Linked DNA regions of Homo sapiens: region 2 is linked to region 1. The links are chromatin loops, found by intact Hi-C in ENCODE. Cell type or tissue: IMR-90. All regions are shown on one strand.

Region 1 (8,000 bases):
TGTACCCAGCCTAAAAACATTCTTCTAAATAACCCATGAGTCAAAGAAGTCTCAAGAGAACTAAAAAATATTTTGAACGAAAAAAAATGAAACTATAACTTATCAAAATGTATGGGATGCTGCTAAGGCATCCCATAAAAAGCATTTGTGTTTACAGAGAAATTTATAGCATTAAATGCATATATTAGAAAAGAAGGTCTTAAATCAATCCTCTAAGTTTCCACTTGAGGAAACTAGGGAAAAAAGAGCAATTTAAACCTAAAGCAAGCAGAAGAAACTAAGTAATAAAAATTAGAGCACAACTTGAAGAAAACAACAGGGGAAAATCAACAAAACCAAAAGTTGAACTTTGAAAAGATCAATACAATTGATAAACCTCTAGCCAGGATAACCAAAGAAAAAAAGAGAGAAGACAAATTACCAATATCAGAAATGACCAACAGCAAGAGATCATCATTACTGGTCCCACAGATGTCATAAGGAGGATAAAGGAATATTATGAACAACACTATGGCCACACATTTGATGGCTTAGTTGAAAAGACCAATTCCTTGAAACATACCAACTACCCAAAGGCAAACATGCAAGGCCTGCAATAATAAAAAATGTGAGAAAGCAAGATGGCTTCTAACCTCGGCTCCATGGGGCCGCATTAGCTGGGGGCAAAGAGTTGGCAACACAATGTGATGGGTAATGAGAGGTGCACAAAGGGTCAGCTGGGAAGGCTTCAAAGAGGAAGTGTGTCTAAAACAGACAGGGAAGGACACTTTTACCAGGCCCTCACGAGGGTGCCTCAAAACCAGCAAGTCCACAGTGTTACGGACTGAATTGTGCCCCCTCTGCCCCTAAAACTCATATGCTGAAATCCTAACCCCGAGGGCCTTGGATTGTGATTATTTGGAGACAGGGCCTTTAAAAAGGCAATTAAGTTAAAATGAAGTCATTAGAATGGGCCTTAATCCAGTATGACTCATGTCCTTATAAGAAGATTAGGATACAGATGACAGAGACACCAAGCACTCCTGCACCGAGTGACCACCATGTGAAGACACAGCAAGAGAGTGGTCACCTGCAAGCCAAGGAGAGAGGTCCCAGAGGAGACCAATCTTCCCAGCACTTTGATTTTAGACTCCTAACGGCCAGATGTGTGAGAATATAAATTTCCGCTCTTTAACCCACCCAGTCTATGGTACCTTGTTATGGCAGCCCAAGCTGAACTCATGATCTTTCTCTCCAAAACTCATTCTTTCCCACAGTCCAACATCCACTCTGAAGGACAGCCAGAAATCCCACCCTTACATCTCACATTCAATTTTGTAACAGGACCTGTCCATTTTACTACTCAGCTCTCTCCTATCCATCATTTCATACCTGAATGACCAGCAAAAACCTCTTTAATAGTTCCCCACGTCCATTCCAGCAATGCTCCGAATCTGTTCTCCCAATGCCCCCAGAGAGATATTTTCAAAACAAAAATACAACCTGTCATTCATACCTCACCCATACCCCTACCCCTTATGGCCCTTAGTGGCTGACCATAGCTTTTAGAATAAAGACAAACTCTATACCATGGCCTATGGAGCTCTGACCAGCCTCCGCCTCTCTCTGCTCCCCAGCATCATTGGCTTTCTTCAATTGCATGAAGGAATGAACCATGCTCTTTCTTGCCACAGGGCCCTCGCACATGTTGTTCCTTCTGCCTGGAATGCTCTTCCATCACCTGGCCAACTTCCCTTCCATCGCTTGGCTAACTTCACTCACTCTGATCTCTAGCTTAAGCACCACTTCCCTAGAGACGCTCTGGGACTTCCCCTCCCAAGTCTGAGTCACATTCCTTTATAATAAGCACTTGGAGAAGTGAGTTCCTTTCCTTCAGAGGCCTTCTCAGAGTTTATAATGAAACACTCTTTTGTGAGATTCTTTGTTTGATACCAGTCTCCACTACTCAGTGGGAAGCTCTGGGAGAGCTTTCTCTTTTTGTTTCGCCATCAGGTCCTAGCACCTGGCACAAAGTAGGTCTCAACTGATGCTTACTTCATGAATGGATGAATGGAATTAGGAAGAAATGGGGGAGATGGCACTCTAGGTATAGGAAAAAAAGATGCTTGAAAGGTCTGCCGAGACCACCACTCCTGTATTTGGCAAAGCCTCAACAGTGCGGTCTGCGAATACAAAAGTTTGCGGGAGGACCCCAAAACCAACACCCCCATCACACACACATGCACATCAAGTACATACCCAAATTCTGGAAGATCTCTGTCAAAATGCACACTTTCCTCATAGAAGACATTCAACTCTGCATCAACAGCAACAACCTTTACCTGAAAGGCATTTTAAAAAAGGAAGTGTAGAATTTTCCTCAGCTTCTACACTGGTCCAGGGGGTACTAACGTCACCAGATGAGGCCCCACACCCTAGGAGCAGTTCAACCTAGAGACCTCCTTGAAGGCAGGGCTGCCTCACCGTAATCGTGGTAACAGAGGACTCATCTGGGGTAACACTCAAAGATTTAGTAAAATGAAGAAACTGAGGCTAAGTAGGAACACCCACATGTCTCAAGGAATCTTTGTTCCCCAAATAGCCAAAGCCAAGACCCTCTAGAGGAAGATGTTCACAGATGAGTTGGTTCGTGCACCTGACAAGGAGGCGGGAGAAAGTGCCAGAGAGGAAGGAATGGGAAGCAAGGTTTGGAGGCATCTCTGGGGATCCATGTCTGCAGAGGCCTGAGACCAGGCAAGGCCATGGGCTATTCTCACAGGCCATGATTGTGGTCCAGAGACATTAATGTCCCACTGAAGCAATCTCCAAGCTTGGGAGTATAACTCCTTTCCTGGACAGATGGGAAAACTGAGGTCCAGCAAGGCAACTCGAGTCATCCAGAGTCCCACAGGACGTTCCCCCAAGGACTGGCCAGAGGCCTGCCTCCCTTGACCCATTCGAGAAGAGGGGTTTGACTGCAACTGTGTATATTTCCCAAGTACTTTAAAGGAAAAGGTGCCCCCGGTCACCCCATGCCCTCTTTGAAGGCAAATTTTGATTTGCTTGCCTGTCTGCAGGGCGTTGGCAGCAGCACACTGCTCCTCTGGCCAGCAGTCCTGGGTGCACAGACCAGGCAAGCTGGTGTCAACGAAGGGCGGTCACAGGGTAAAGTCCACTTGTACACTATGCATTTCACTTTTTTCTTTTTTTTTTTTTGAGACAGGGTCCCGTTCTGTCGCCCAGGCTGGAGACCGGTGACGCCATCTTAGCTCACTGCAATCTCCACCTCCTGGGCTCAAGCGATCCGCTTCAGCCTCCAGAAAAACTGGGACTACAGGTGTGCTCCACCATGCCCGGCTAATTTTTGTATTTTCTGGTAGAGACCGGGGTTTCTCCATATTGCCCAGGCTGGTCTCGAACTCCTGGGCTCAAGCGATCCACTCGCCTCGGCCTCCCAAAGTGCTGGGATTACCGGCAAGAGCCACCAGGCCTGGGCCATTTCAATTTTTAAAAAAAGGTTTTGGGCTATAATCTGCTTCCAGGTCACTGGTTGTGCATGTGCGCAGGGCTACCCGCCTGTCTGTTCCCCTGCCTTACAGTAGCTGACTTCCTTCGGATCCCCGTCACTGGGTGCCCAGAACAGCGCAGGAACCCGCCGAGTCCTCCGGCCCCTCTGGGCACCGGGGGTCCTGCCGAGGAGCGCCTGCAGTTTCCTGGGGTAGCTGGGTCCAGGCGGGGTCGAGGCCGCATCTTGCGAGCGGGTGGCATTGGCAGGGCATCTCCGGGCGAGGGCACCGGCGCCCCACGGCCGCGCGCAGGGCAGGGGCGCGGGGGCCCCGGGAAGCCCGAGAGGTAGGCGCGCCCGCGGCCGGGCCCATGTTTTCCCGCGTCCGGGTGACAGCCCGCCCCCTACCCCCACCGAAGCGGAGGAGGCGGCCCCGTGGCCCTGCGGCCAGGCGACTGTACCTGCTGCGTGCTGAAGTCCCAGCCCAGGCAGCAGCGGCGAGGGGCGTGCTCCGCCATGGCCTTTCGGGTAAGGCTGCGCGTCCGTCAGTCCGTCCGTCCGCCACGCGGCGTGATAGTCGCCGCGCTCCAGCGCCCAGAGACGCAGGGGCCCGCCCCTAGCTCCGCCCGGCCGGACTGTGGACCGGAGTCACGAGGCGGGCTTGCGCTCTGGCGCCGCCTGCGGGGCTACGCGAGCCGGGACCGCGTCCTGTGCAATCGACGGTGCCCCCACGCAGCCCGCTTTCCTTCGAAGCGCACCCCCTCTGGTTCTCCCCATCTTCATCTTATGTCTTCATGGGCCGTGCCCTGACACCGCCTGGCTTCCCTTAGAGGACGCCTGGGCCAGAGGTTTCAGCTATAAGCCGGCTTGTCTTTCAGAGGGAGCCTGCCTGTCCTTCTGGAGGCCCTGGGCCTGCCGTCCTCTGTGGCTGTATCTTGGCACTGGAGCAGCTGTCCACCCATGGTGGTGACTCAGGGGCCACAGGGAAATGGGCCCTGGGGTTGGAAGCACTGAGTCCTGACAAGCCCTATCCAGATCCAGCAAATCTGAATGGTTCCCAGTGTGTCACATCCCACCTGTGTATTTAAACTCAGCGGCTCCTGATGCCCCCACGGGGAGACACTCCTTCCTGGAGTCAATTGGTATTGATGGTCTAATGTGTGCCAGGCATGGTAAAGGGGAATGAGAACCAGAGTCAGACCCACTCCTTTTATTCATGGAGCTGAGGGCGCCTGTCCCACCAGCTACATCCTTCCCGTCCCTAAGACTAACTGCTTTCCAGAATTCCTCCCCAAACCCAGCATGTGAGAGGCTCCTCCTACGAACTTCCCAGCCCACCAGTGCCCTTTTCATGCACTTGCAATGGTCTGTCTCCCTTGCTGAACTTGAGCTGCTTGGAGTCTACATGGGATCCTCTTCACTGCTAGAACAAGAAGGGGCCAACATACTTGTCCTCCAAGACATTCACAGCTTATTGGGGACTCAGCCCCTCCAGCAGTCACCACCTGTGACAATAGACAAATACTGGATACTAGCTAGATCAGAAACAATTATGCAACCTGCTGAGCACATTTAATCGTCACAATGATGCTGGGAAGTAGGTACTATTATCTCCACTTTTAAAAAATTTTAAATAAAGGTATCTAAGTATCTAATCTAATTAAGATTAGATTACTGCATTTTAATCTAATCTTAACTGCTTGATGACTTTTTTTTTTTTTTTTGACAGAGTTTCACTCCTGTCACCCAGGCTGGAGTGCAGTGGCGTGATCTCCGGTCACTGCAACCTCCACCTCCCTGGTTCAACTGATTCTTCTGCCTCAGCCTCCCATGTAGCTGGGATTACAGGCGCACACCACCGCACCCAGCTAATTTTTTTTTTTTTTTGAAACGGAGTTTCACTCTTGTTGCCCAGGCTGGAGTGCAATGGCGTGATTTCAGCTCATTGAAACCTCTGCCTTCTGGGTTCAAGTGATTCTCCTGCCTCAGCCTCCCGAGTAGCTGAGATTACAGGCATCCGCCACCACGCCCAGCTAATTTTGTATTTTTAGTAGAGACGAGGTTTCTCCATGTTTGTTAGGCTGGTCTTGAACTCCCGACCTCAGGTGTTCCGCCTGCCTCATCCTCTCAAAGTGCTGGGATTACAAGCGTGAGCCACTGCGTATGGCTCTAATTTTGTATTTTTAGTAGAGATGGGGTTTCACCATGTTGGTCAGGCTGGTCTCAAACTCCGACCTCATGTGATCCACCTGCCTCAGCCTCCCAAAGTGCTGGGATTACAGGCGTGAGTCACCGTGCCTGGCCAATGACTTTTTAAAAATGTATGTATATACCCATATAAACACTGAGATCAAAACAGAACATTTCCACCACTCCAGAAGTTTCCTTCATGACCCTTCCTAAACTCCCAAGGCAATCACTATTCTGATGTCTACCAGTATAAACTCACTTTGAACTTCGTATAACTTACCATCTTCATTTTACAGAGTGAGAAACTGAGGTGTAGAGAAGTTAGTTAACGTGGCCTAATGAAACTGCCATTGCAAAATTATAACTGAGACAGTGAAAGAGATCTGACTTAACCAATTCCATCTTGCTTCTAGCCTCCAAGCTGTCATTGCTTATTCATGGGCATAGGCAGAACTAACTTTGGGAGGAACTTACTTTATAGTTTAAAACAAAGATGATAACAGCTCTTTCCCAAAACAAATCTCCTTCTTGCCTGTGACTAGACTGCCTTTGTAGGACTAACAAATTAGCCACAAGATTAGAAATTAAGGTTTAGGAGTCATGCAGCTGGAGACTACAAGATTCTGACCATCACCAAATTGCTCCTGGGGATAACATCACTATTGTAAAACCTAAGATCAGTGCTTGAGATATTTTAGAGACCCTGCACTTGATGGATCAGCTGGTACCACCCAGCTCCATAAACTGGCTCATCTGATCTTGTGGCCCCCACCCAGGAACTGACTCAGCACAAGAAGATAGCTTCAAATTCCTATGAGTTCATTTCCGACCCAACCAATCAGCACTCCCAACTCACTGGCCTCCACCCACCCACCAAATTATTCTTAAAAACTCTGATTCCCAAATGCTCTGGGAGACTGATTTGAGTAATAATAAAACTCTGGTCTCCTACACAGCTGGCTCTGTGTGAATTACTCATTCTCTATTGCAGTCCCCCTGTCTTGATAAATTGGCTCTGTCTAGGCAGTGGGCAAGGTGAACCTGTCGGGTGGTTATACATCCTTTGCTCAGATCATTGGAACACTCCTTCTTTTGTACAGAATGAGGTGTTGTCCAATTCTAGAATCACAGATAAAATCCATTTAGGATCTTTAAATTTGTTGTAATTTTGTCTTTTGACAGCAGATGTCAGCTCCCAATAAGAGTGGGTTAGTTTGCACAGAAAGGGCTCAGAGTGGACAGATGAACCCACATAGGGAGCTGTGAAGGCTATCAAAGACACAGAAAGAGATCATGAGAGAGGTGTAATGGTGGAATTCACTAGACCGAGCTTGTCCAACCTGCAGCCCATGGGCTGCATGTGGCCCAGGATGGCTTTGAATGCAGCTCAACACAAATCAGTAAACTTTCTTAAAATATTATAAGATTTTGGGGTTTTCTAGATATACAATCATGTCGTCTGCAAACAGGGACAATTTGACTTCCTCTTTTCCTAATTGAATACCCTTCTCCTGCCTAATTGCCCTGGCCAGAACTTCCAACACTATGTTGAATAGGAGTGGTGAGAGAGGGCATCCCTGTCTTGTGCCAGTGTTCAAAGGGAATGCTTCCAGTTTTTGCCCATTCAGTATGATATTGGCTGTGGGTTTGTCATAGATAGCTCTTATTATTTTGAAATACGTCCCATCAATACCTAATTTATTGAGAGTTTTTAGCATGAAGGGTTGTTGAATTTTGTCAAAGGCCTTTTCTGCATCTATTGAGATAATCACGTGGTTTTTGTCTTTGGTTCTGTTTATATGCTGGATTACATTAATTGATTTGCATATATTGAACCAGCCTTGCATCCCAGGGATGAAGCCCACTTGATCATGGTGGATAAGCTTTTTGATGTGCTGCTGGATTCGGTTTGCCAGTATTGTCTCAGCCCAAAATCTCCTTAAGCTGATAAGCAACTTCAGCAAAGTCTCAGGATACAAAATCAATGTACAAAAATCACAAGCATTCTTATACACCAACAACAGACAAACAGAGAGCCAAATCATGAGTGAACTCCCATTCACAATTGCTTCAAAGAGAATAAAATACCTAGGAATCCAACTTACAAGGGATGTGAAGGACCTCTTCAAGGAGAACTACAAACCACTGCTCAAGGAAATAAAAGAGGATACAAACAAATGGAAGAACATTCCATGCTCATGGGTAGGAAGAATCAATATCATGAAAATGGCCATACTGTCCAAGGTAATTTATAGATTCAATGCCATCCCCATCAAGCTACCAATGACTTTCTTCACAGAATTGGAAAAAACTACTTTAAAGTTCA
Region 2 (8,000 bases), 500 kb before region 1:
GTATGGCATTTGCCCCAGTGGATGAGAAAATCTACATATTAAGCCAAATAATACTCAGCGGTAGGATTAATCCATATATTAATCCTACTTACTAATGTGGACAGAGTTTTATATGCCTTTGCCAATATTTCTGCCGTCCAACGCTTTAGCCTCAGTACTTTTCCAAGCTCTTTCCTAAGTTTTTGGAGAAATGCAAAATGAGTGTGAGTTGAAATGAATCTCTCTCTAGGAGTTAACAATCTAGTTGAGGTATTACGGCTTACTCGTCTTAAAGTGCCAAAAAAAGATAGGGAAATTAATTGAACACCAAATCACATGGTGCAAAGCAGAAATGAGCTCAGAGAAAGAACAGATTACTATGGGCTTGATCAGCCCAAGAAATATTCATAGAGGAGGTAGATCTTAAATGATGGGCCTCCTCCAGTTGTTGCTGAATTGGCACTTAAGAAACTTTACATCTTTCCAGGGTTGACTTTCCAATTAAAGTATGAATTAAACTTCTTTGGCACAATTGGGTAGTCAGTGAAGTATATAATCAACTAGTTCTCTTTAGTCATTAGGTGACAGCAGAGCATTCTGCTGCCCATGAACCCTAATAGACCCCTAGTGACCTTACAGGACACTCAAGGTCATTAGGGGTCATGGGCACTCAAATACTGCCCATGACCCCTAACAACCCTAGAAGACTCTCAAAGCAAGAACAAGGCCATGTCTACACAAGACAAGCATGTTCCAACCATTCTATAATGTTTAGGCCAAAATGTGAATTGTCTTAAATCCTTGTATCACTTGCCTGCAGAGCAGGCAGGGCGACATTTTAGGTCAAATATTCAGCTGTTTGATCAAACCTCTGAAATGACATTTATGGGGTTTGCAGCAACAGAGAAAGTATCTCCAAATTGTGTCCCTTCAGCTTTTTGAGTTTGGATCTCAGAAGTCCTTGGAATGAGGATGACAATTATGAAAGATCCATGGGCAGCTTCAGCCTAAAGGTGAGCATTCCAATGCTACCATTTCCCTCTAGCCCTACAGACATTGTGGCTCTTTCAGCAGATAAGCTGTCCTCACTTGTAGTAGGGCTGTATTTAAATTCTTCTACACACAAATGTAGAAGAACTGTATGGCCCTTGGAAACTATTTTCCAAATTAAGACACAGATAGGTATTTTCCCTGATAGTGGTAAAAGAAATTCTTAGTTTTGTACATAAGCTACAAAGTATTGATAAAAAGTTGGCCCCCATAGGATTCTGAGGCAGGAGACAGGCTGGATCTGAAACCAGTGTGCCTTCTGGAAACTTATTTACTTTTCTCCTTCTCCTGAGGTACAATGATTTCTACCTTGGAAAATCAGGAGCACATTCCTTTCCCTCCGACGCTCTTCAGAATTGTCCGCTTGGCTCGGATTGGCCGAATCCTGAGGCTTGTCCGGGCTGCACGAGGAATCAGGACTCTCCTCTTTGCTCTGATGATGTCGCTTCCTTCTCTGTTCAACATTGGTCTTCTACTCTTTCTGATTATGTTTATCTATGCCATTCTGGGTATGAACTGGTTTTCCAAAGTGAATCCAGAGTCTGGAATCGATGACATATTCAACTTCAAGACTTTTGCCAGCAGCATGCTCTGTCTCTTCCAGATAAGCACATCAGCAGGTTGGGATTCCCTGCTCAGCCCCATGCTGCGATCAAAAGAATCATGTAACTCTTCCTCAGAAAACTGCCACCTCCCTGGCATAGCCACATCCTACTTTGTCAGTTACATTATCATCTCCTTTCTCATTGTTGTCAACATGTACATTGCTGTGATTTTAGAGAACTTCAATACAGCCACTGAAGAAAGTGAGGACCCTTTGGGTGAAGATGACTTTGACATATTTTATGAAGTGTGGGAAAAGTTTGACCCAGAAGCAACACAATTTATCAAATATTCTGCCCTTTCTGACTTTGCTGATGCCTTGCCTGAGCCTTTGCGTGTCGCAAAGCCAAATAAATATCAATTTCTAGTAATGGACTTGCCCATGGTGAGTGAAGATCGCCTCCACTGCATGGATATTCTTTTCGCCTTCACCGCTAGGGTACTCGGTGGCTCTGATGGCCTAGATAGTATGAAAGCAATGATGGAAGAGAAGTTCATGGAAGCCAATCCTCTCAAGAAGTTGTATGAACCCATAGTCACCACCACCAAGAGAAAGGAAGAGGAAAGAGGTGCTGCTATTATTCAAAAGGCCTTTCGAAAGTACATGATGAAGGTGACCAAGGGTGACCAAGGTGACCAAAATGACTTGGAAAACGGGCCTCATTCACCACTCCAGACTCTTTGCAATGGAGACTTGTCTAGCTTTGGGGTGGCCAAGGGCAAGGTCCACTGTGACTGAGCCCTCACCTCCACGCCTACCTCATAGCTTCACAGCCTTGCCTTCAGCCTCTGAGCTCCAGGGGTCAGCAGCTTAGTGTATCAACAGGGAGTGGATTCACCAAATTAGCCATTCCATTTTCTTTTCTGGCTAAAATAAATGATATTTCAATTTCATTTTAAATAATACTTACAGAGATATAAGATAAGGCTACTTGACAACCAGTGGTACTATTATAATAAGGAAGAAGACACCAGGAAGGACTGTAAAAGGACATACCAATTTTAGGATTGAAATAGTTCAGGCCGGGCGCAGTGGCTCATGCCTGTAATCCCAGCACTTTGAGAGGCCAAGGCAGGTGGATCACGAGGTCAAGAGATCGAGACCATCCTGGCCAACATGATGAAACTCCGTCTCTACTAAAAATACAAAAATTAGCTGGGCATGGTGGCGTGCGCCTGTAGTCCCAGCTACTTGGGAGGCTGAGGCAGGAGAATCGCTTAAACCTGGGAGACGGAGGTTGCAGTGAGCCAAGATCGTGCCACTGCACTCCAGCCTGGTGACAGAGTGAGACTCTGTTTCAAAAAAGAAAAGAAAAGAAACATGGTTCAAATTATATCTAAACAAAAAAGAATAAGAAACAAAAAACACATTAAAATTTTAAGTTGTATTTTCTATGTTTCTAGATACATCATTTTTGTTTGATATTTTCCTGATGCAAGTATGTGGTTTATCACATGTAGCTCTTTTGCATGCTAAATGAAAATTCAAAACTTGCCAATAAATGAATAGCTTATTGCAGACATTTTTTACCAACATTAATTATTTTGGGTTTGTTTAAAACCTAGAGGCACAATCTTGACTTGTCAATTACTACCCTTTCACAAGCTACCATCTCAGATATATATATATATATAAATTCAATAAAGCTTTCTGTTTGTGTTCCTTTCAGGTAGTACACTAATATTCCCCTTTTGTTCAGTGGTTGTGTGAGTAGTGGTTTAAATGTGGTGCTTTGCTTGCAATTAAAGACTAGAACCAGTGGTGTATCTGACAAGTGTTTAACAACTGACTGTTCAGGAAAAAGAAAGCCATGCTTTATAGCATTCACTAATCTCTGTGGTGTGAGTACTCCCATTATGGCTGATTTCAAGCTATCAACATGTTACTGGACGTGGAGTTGAGAAGAGATGCTCATAATAAGTTCTTGAGAGCTGGCTCAAGCTGACTGCAGCACATCACTTGCTGAAACTGAAAAGAGAGCCCCACTTGGCTGGTTAAGATATTTGCAGTGGGCACCTTGGACAGAGAGAGTACCCTCTTAGCAACACGTGGGGCACGGGGTGAGAGATCCATAGACATACTGCTTAACCAGTGATCTTAGCCATTTGATGAGCCCTATTTACAGTTTTGGCTGAATGTCTGTTTCAAAGAAACACCCAGACCTATCAAAAGGGCTTGGGAGCAGGAGGAGCCCAGGAGTTCCCTAAAAACTGGAGATGCCAAGAGGTCAAACAGGCATTAGGCTTTCAGTCCCCCAAAAGGCTGGGCGAGGGGCAAAGAACCTACATTGTGATCATTGAGGAGTGGAGGAAAACCTCATAGAGATAGCCCTGGAACCCTGTATCTCAGACAGGTGAGAAGAACTGATGTGTCTGTCAGCAGCCTGGAGTCTGAGGTCGGGCCCTCTGACCTGCCCCACACTGCCCAGCAAAGGGAATGGCAGCACTGGATCCTGTGGTGGGCTGAGAGGTGATTATTTTCAGTGTGTAAGATCTTACCATGACTTGATGTATTCATTTCAAGGGCCTGAGTTTTGTAGGCAGCCTTGTGCTCTGAAGCATTGGTAAAAATAGTGATAATATCATTATCTAATATTTATTTAGTGGTTTCTGTGCATCAGGCACTGGCTAAGCATTTGTCATGAATGATCTCTTTTGTACCTCGTACCAACCCAATGAGGAAGATATACCCCATTTAAAAAGGAGAAAACTGAGGCTCAGAGAAGTTGAGTGACCTGCATACAGTCATGCACCTGGTGGAGCCCGAGCCTGTGTGCCATGATGGGAAGGGGAAGTGGGTGGGCTCAGGACCAGGGAAGCTTTGAGATGGGCTACCAGGGCTCCTGTGCAGGACTGGGAGGGCCTTGTGGAAATCACTAGTTACAAAGTCATGGCCACATTCTCCTTGAGGTACTGGAAGTAACCTATGGCTCCTTTAAAAGAAGCTCTGATTATGAACCTTAGGTGTTTTATAGATTCCCTATCAAGTTTCTAAAAAAAAAAAAAAGATGGCTCGTCATCATTTCAAGAAGGGTACCTTTTGGCTAGAGGTAGGGGGAGGATCTGGAAGGACATGGTCTTGCCCATTCCAGACTGCCATGCAGGAGCTTGAATGTGATCTGTTTTGTATAGAAGCTTCACCCTCAGAATATGTGGAACAAAATAAAAATAATAATAAAACAGGCTTCACCCTCCTCCCTTCCATGCACACCTGTATACCCTGACATGCTTCTGTTTAACCAGGGCTGGTTTCCAGGGGCCACCTCCTAGGGAGAAAACAAGATCTGCTTAGCTTTATCAAAAGGTTGGACCACTCTACCTTCACTAGATGGCAGCAAATGTCCAACATGTTCTTTTCGGAGAGGGCTGCACATCATCTGTACACAGGCCTGGCACTTAGAAAGCCATAGGGTTGAAGGGAGAAGAGCCCAGGCAGGATATGGTGAATTATCTAAACCCTGGATGGGTGATAGAAAGCTCATAGTAATATCCCTAGAAATATTGCTCACTGCGAGAGGATCCAGGACACCCTCAGGAGGCAGAGATGTTGGTGTGAGCTCTGTTTCCCTGGGACATACTGAGTTTCCACTGCAAACAGCCCTCCAGGCACATGAATCCAGTCCCCTTATTCTCTGAGTTTTCTTTACTCTAGGTAGATCAGCCCCCGTGCAATTCATCTGGCAGACATGTTCCAAGGATGAATGCAGTGTATTTTGTGTAAACTGCTTCTAACCAAATAGACTATAGGACTATAGTCTCAAGAGCATATTTGCTCTTTGGCAGGAGAATTGGATGAGTGTCCATGCAATAATAATGCAATACAACATAACAAGTGTAATAAACCAGAAACATGCCTCTGCTCTGAGGACATGAATGAAGCAAGCTCACAGAAAGACCTCCTGAGAGAGGAGCATCTGAGATGGATGCGCTTGACAGGTATGTAGGATTTTGACAGGTGAACCTGGTTTTGGAGGGTGTTTGAAGTCGGGGAGACAGTACAGGCAGCTCAATGGCAACTAGAAAGTGTGAGGAAGTATGAATTACCCAACTGACTGGACATGGAGTATAGGGAGTGGAGCAGCAGCAACTGAATCTTAGACACAGACATTTGTGGAGAGCCTCAAATGCCAGAGTGAGGAGTTCTAGCGTATTTTGATAATAAGAAGGCATTGAAGGTGTTTTAGCAGGGAAGAAAAATAACTGGATAGAATGTGCAAGGTGGAATGGAGAAAAACAAGGTCTGATCCTGGTAGGGAAGAGGCACTGAGCCAGGAAGGAGGTGAGGGCAATGCGGTGTGATTCCAAGATGCTTGTGCCAGCTGCCTGACCATGAGGGAGGACAAGATAGATGACAGTAAAGGGTACTAAGTTAATAGCATAGGAGGAGCAAGGGTTGGAGTTTGTTTGTTTGTTTTAATGGCTGAGGAAGAACATCTAAAATGTAATTCAATTTTAAATATTTTGAAAGTTTAAGATGTCAGGTCTAACTGACAATGCCCAGCCAAGACTTGAACTTGAGGACAAGGTGTGGACAGGAGTCTTCGGTGCAAAGGTGATGTCTGAAACCCCAGGAGCAGACATCATGGGAGAGAGAGAGTACACCCAGCTCTAGAAGCAGGCAAGGGACTTGCCCTGAGGGTATGTTTTCAGGGAATGAAGGTGAAGAGGAGTGAGACAGTTCAGAGAAGAATGTGGGGTAGTAGGTGACAGTAAATACCATGACATGTAATGTGAGAACAGAGCAGGCTTCCTTGGAGAAATTGGGTCAACAAGATGAGATACACAGTCCCACCTTTTCATCCCTTCCACCAAGCAGCATGCAGGATCCAGGAAAGAATCCCACCCCTTATTGCTCTACCTTTTTATAGGGCGAAGATGAGAGCTTGCCTTATAAACAATTGGGCCAGGGAGCCAGCTATTCCAGGGAGCAGTCTTGGAATGTCAGTTTCTAACACCCAATGCCCTTGGGGATCCGAAATCCTGTATAGCTACTCCTGCTCAAGGAGGGTAAGCCACTGATTCCAGATTGCTTGTTGCCTGGCAACCCAGATAGAACCTCCGGGGTCATTGAATGGGCAATCCTGTCCCTTGATACACAAGGAGTAATCAAAGTAGCACTGAGAAAACAAGAGCTAACATTTATTGAGCACTTACTCTGGGCCAGGTAACCACTTTACCAGCCTTACCTCTTCACAATATCTCTATTAGGTAGAAACTATTTGTAACCTTCATTATACAGATGAGGAAACTAAGGCATGTAGAGGAAATAAGAGGCTTCTTCGAGAGCCAGTAAGAGGTTTTGTCAGGATTCAAACCCAAGCATTCTGGCTCTAGGTCTCAAGCTATCAACCACTATACTGCACTGCCTCTCAGACAAAAAGAGACAATGTGCTTGATGTTAAACAGAAGGTACAGGGTTTTCTTGCTAGTGTCTGTGAACCTTTTGCATCCATTTCTTTTTCTCTCAAAGTAATGCATGTTTTTAAAGTTGTCTTTACAATGTGGAAACTCACACTGGGGAGATGCTGTGCTCCCTCTCCAAATTTAATATACTCAGTTCTGTAGATGTATTTGGTCCCCTAATATTTTGACAGAGCTTCCATCCTTTTTCTATTCTCTCCCTTCTTCAGGCAATCTATGGTTAATCTATCTCTTCTAAATATGGTTAATCTATCTCTTCTAAAACCAGGTGCCCAGGTTTTAGAAGAGCAGGGAGCAATGGAACATCTTTTCCTTTTGGACAATAGACTTCTATTAATGTAGACTACAACTGTACTAGTCTGACTGTAGTGCTACCAAGAGGTATCCTGGGGGTACTAATTTAGCTTCCTTTAATCTGCACCAATCCCCCAATTCAAGATACTCTGAATGAGCATACAGGCTAAGTAAAAACACTGTGTCATTGGTGCCAGTGCAGCTTCAAGTTCCCCTGCCCCCTTTCCATACTCTAAGTTCTTCCTATATTTTAAGTATAGGAGGTATATTGGAGCTATAGGACTATAGGAAATATACCTGGAGCCAAATCATGCTGATGGCTCATATTCTATTGATTCATGAGCCCTAGTTAGACTTCTACGCAGTTTTTCTCCTAAATTAATGTTTTAAAGAGCAATACTTGAAAAAAAAATTGCTTTGGATCTAAGTGAAGGTCTCAGTAATGTTCTGGATCATCCATTTTCACATTGAAGTTTGAAAAGAGAGGTTTCTACTATTCCATGGGAGGGCACCAAAGCCTCAAGGGATGGACCACTAATCAGGGGAGACATCAAGTGAGGGAAACGCCCTGCCTGGAGTTGGGAGTGACCACTCCAGGACTGAGTGAAAATATAAAAAGGTATAGGAGACTTGAACAAAACTATCAGCCAACT

What was found. A loop is a pair of places that touch in the nucleus more often than their neighbours do. Peaks named below come from ENCODE experiments on the same cell type or tissue, not always from the same donor. Only the 100,000 strongest peaks of a DNase experiment are listed, where the experiment ranks them.
Region 2: it touches region 1 in a loop (9-fold over the local background); 2 of 110 quality-filtered maps call a loop at or near these places.

What each region holds. Positions count from the first base shown.
Region 1 is chr3:38,342,871-38,350,870 of GRCh38, reverse strand. XYLB (xylulokinase) reads right to left here and starts at 4,086. Exons shown (of 19, transcript NM_005108.4): 1 at 3,946-4,086; 2 at 2,239-2,321. The coding sequence starts at 4,002. RefSeq lists enhancers at 2,646-3,477, 3,478-4,309 and silencers at 3,610-3,669, 3,680-3,919. In IMR-90, CTCF peaks have their summits at 4,160 and 6,842 (motif pointing right); a DNase peak (open chromatin) is centred at 4,110; H3K4me3 peaks cover 946 bases; H3K27ac peaks cover 388 bases.
Region 2 is chr3:38,841,065-38,849,064 of GRCh38, reverse strand. SCN11A (sodium voltage-gated channel alpha subunit 11) reads left to right here. Exons shown (of 30, transcript NM_001349253.2): 30 at 1,323-3,301. The coding sequence ends at 2,371. Among named protein-coding and RNA genes, the nearest start is that of SCN10A, 29 kb to the right of the region's middle. In IMR-90, CTCF peaks have their summits at 4,959 (motif pointing right) and 7,865; a DNase peak (open chromatin) is centred at 4,984; H3K27me3 peaks cover 1,178 bases.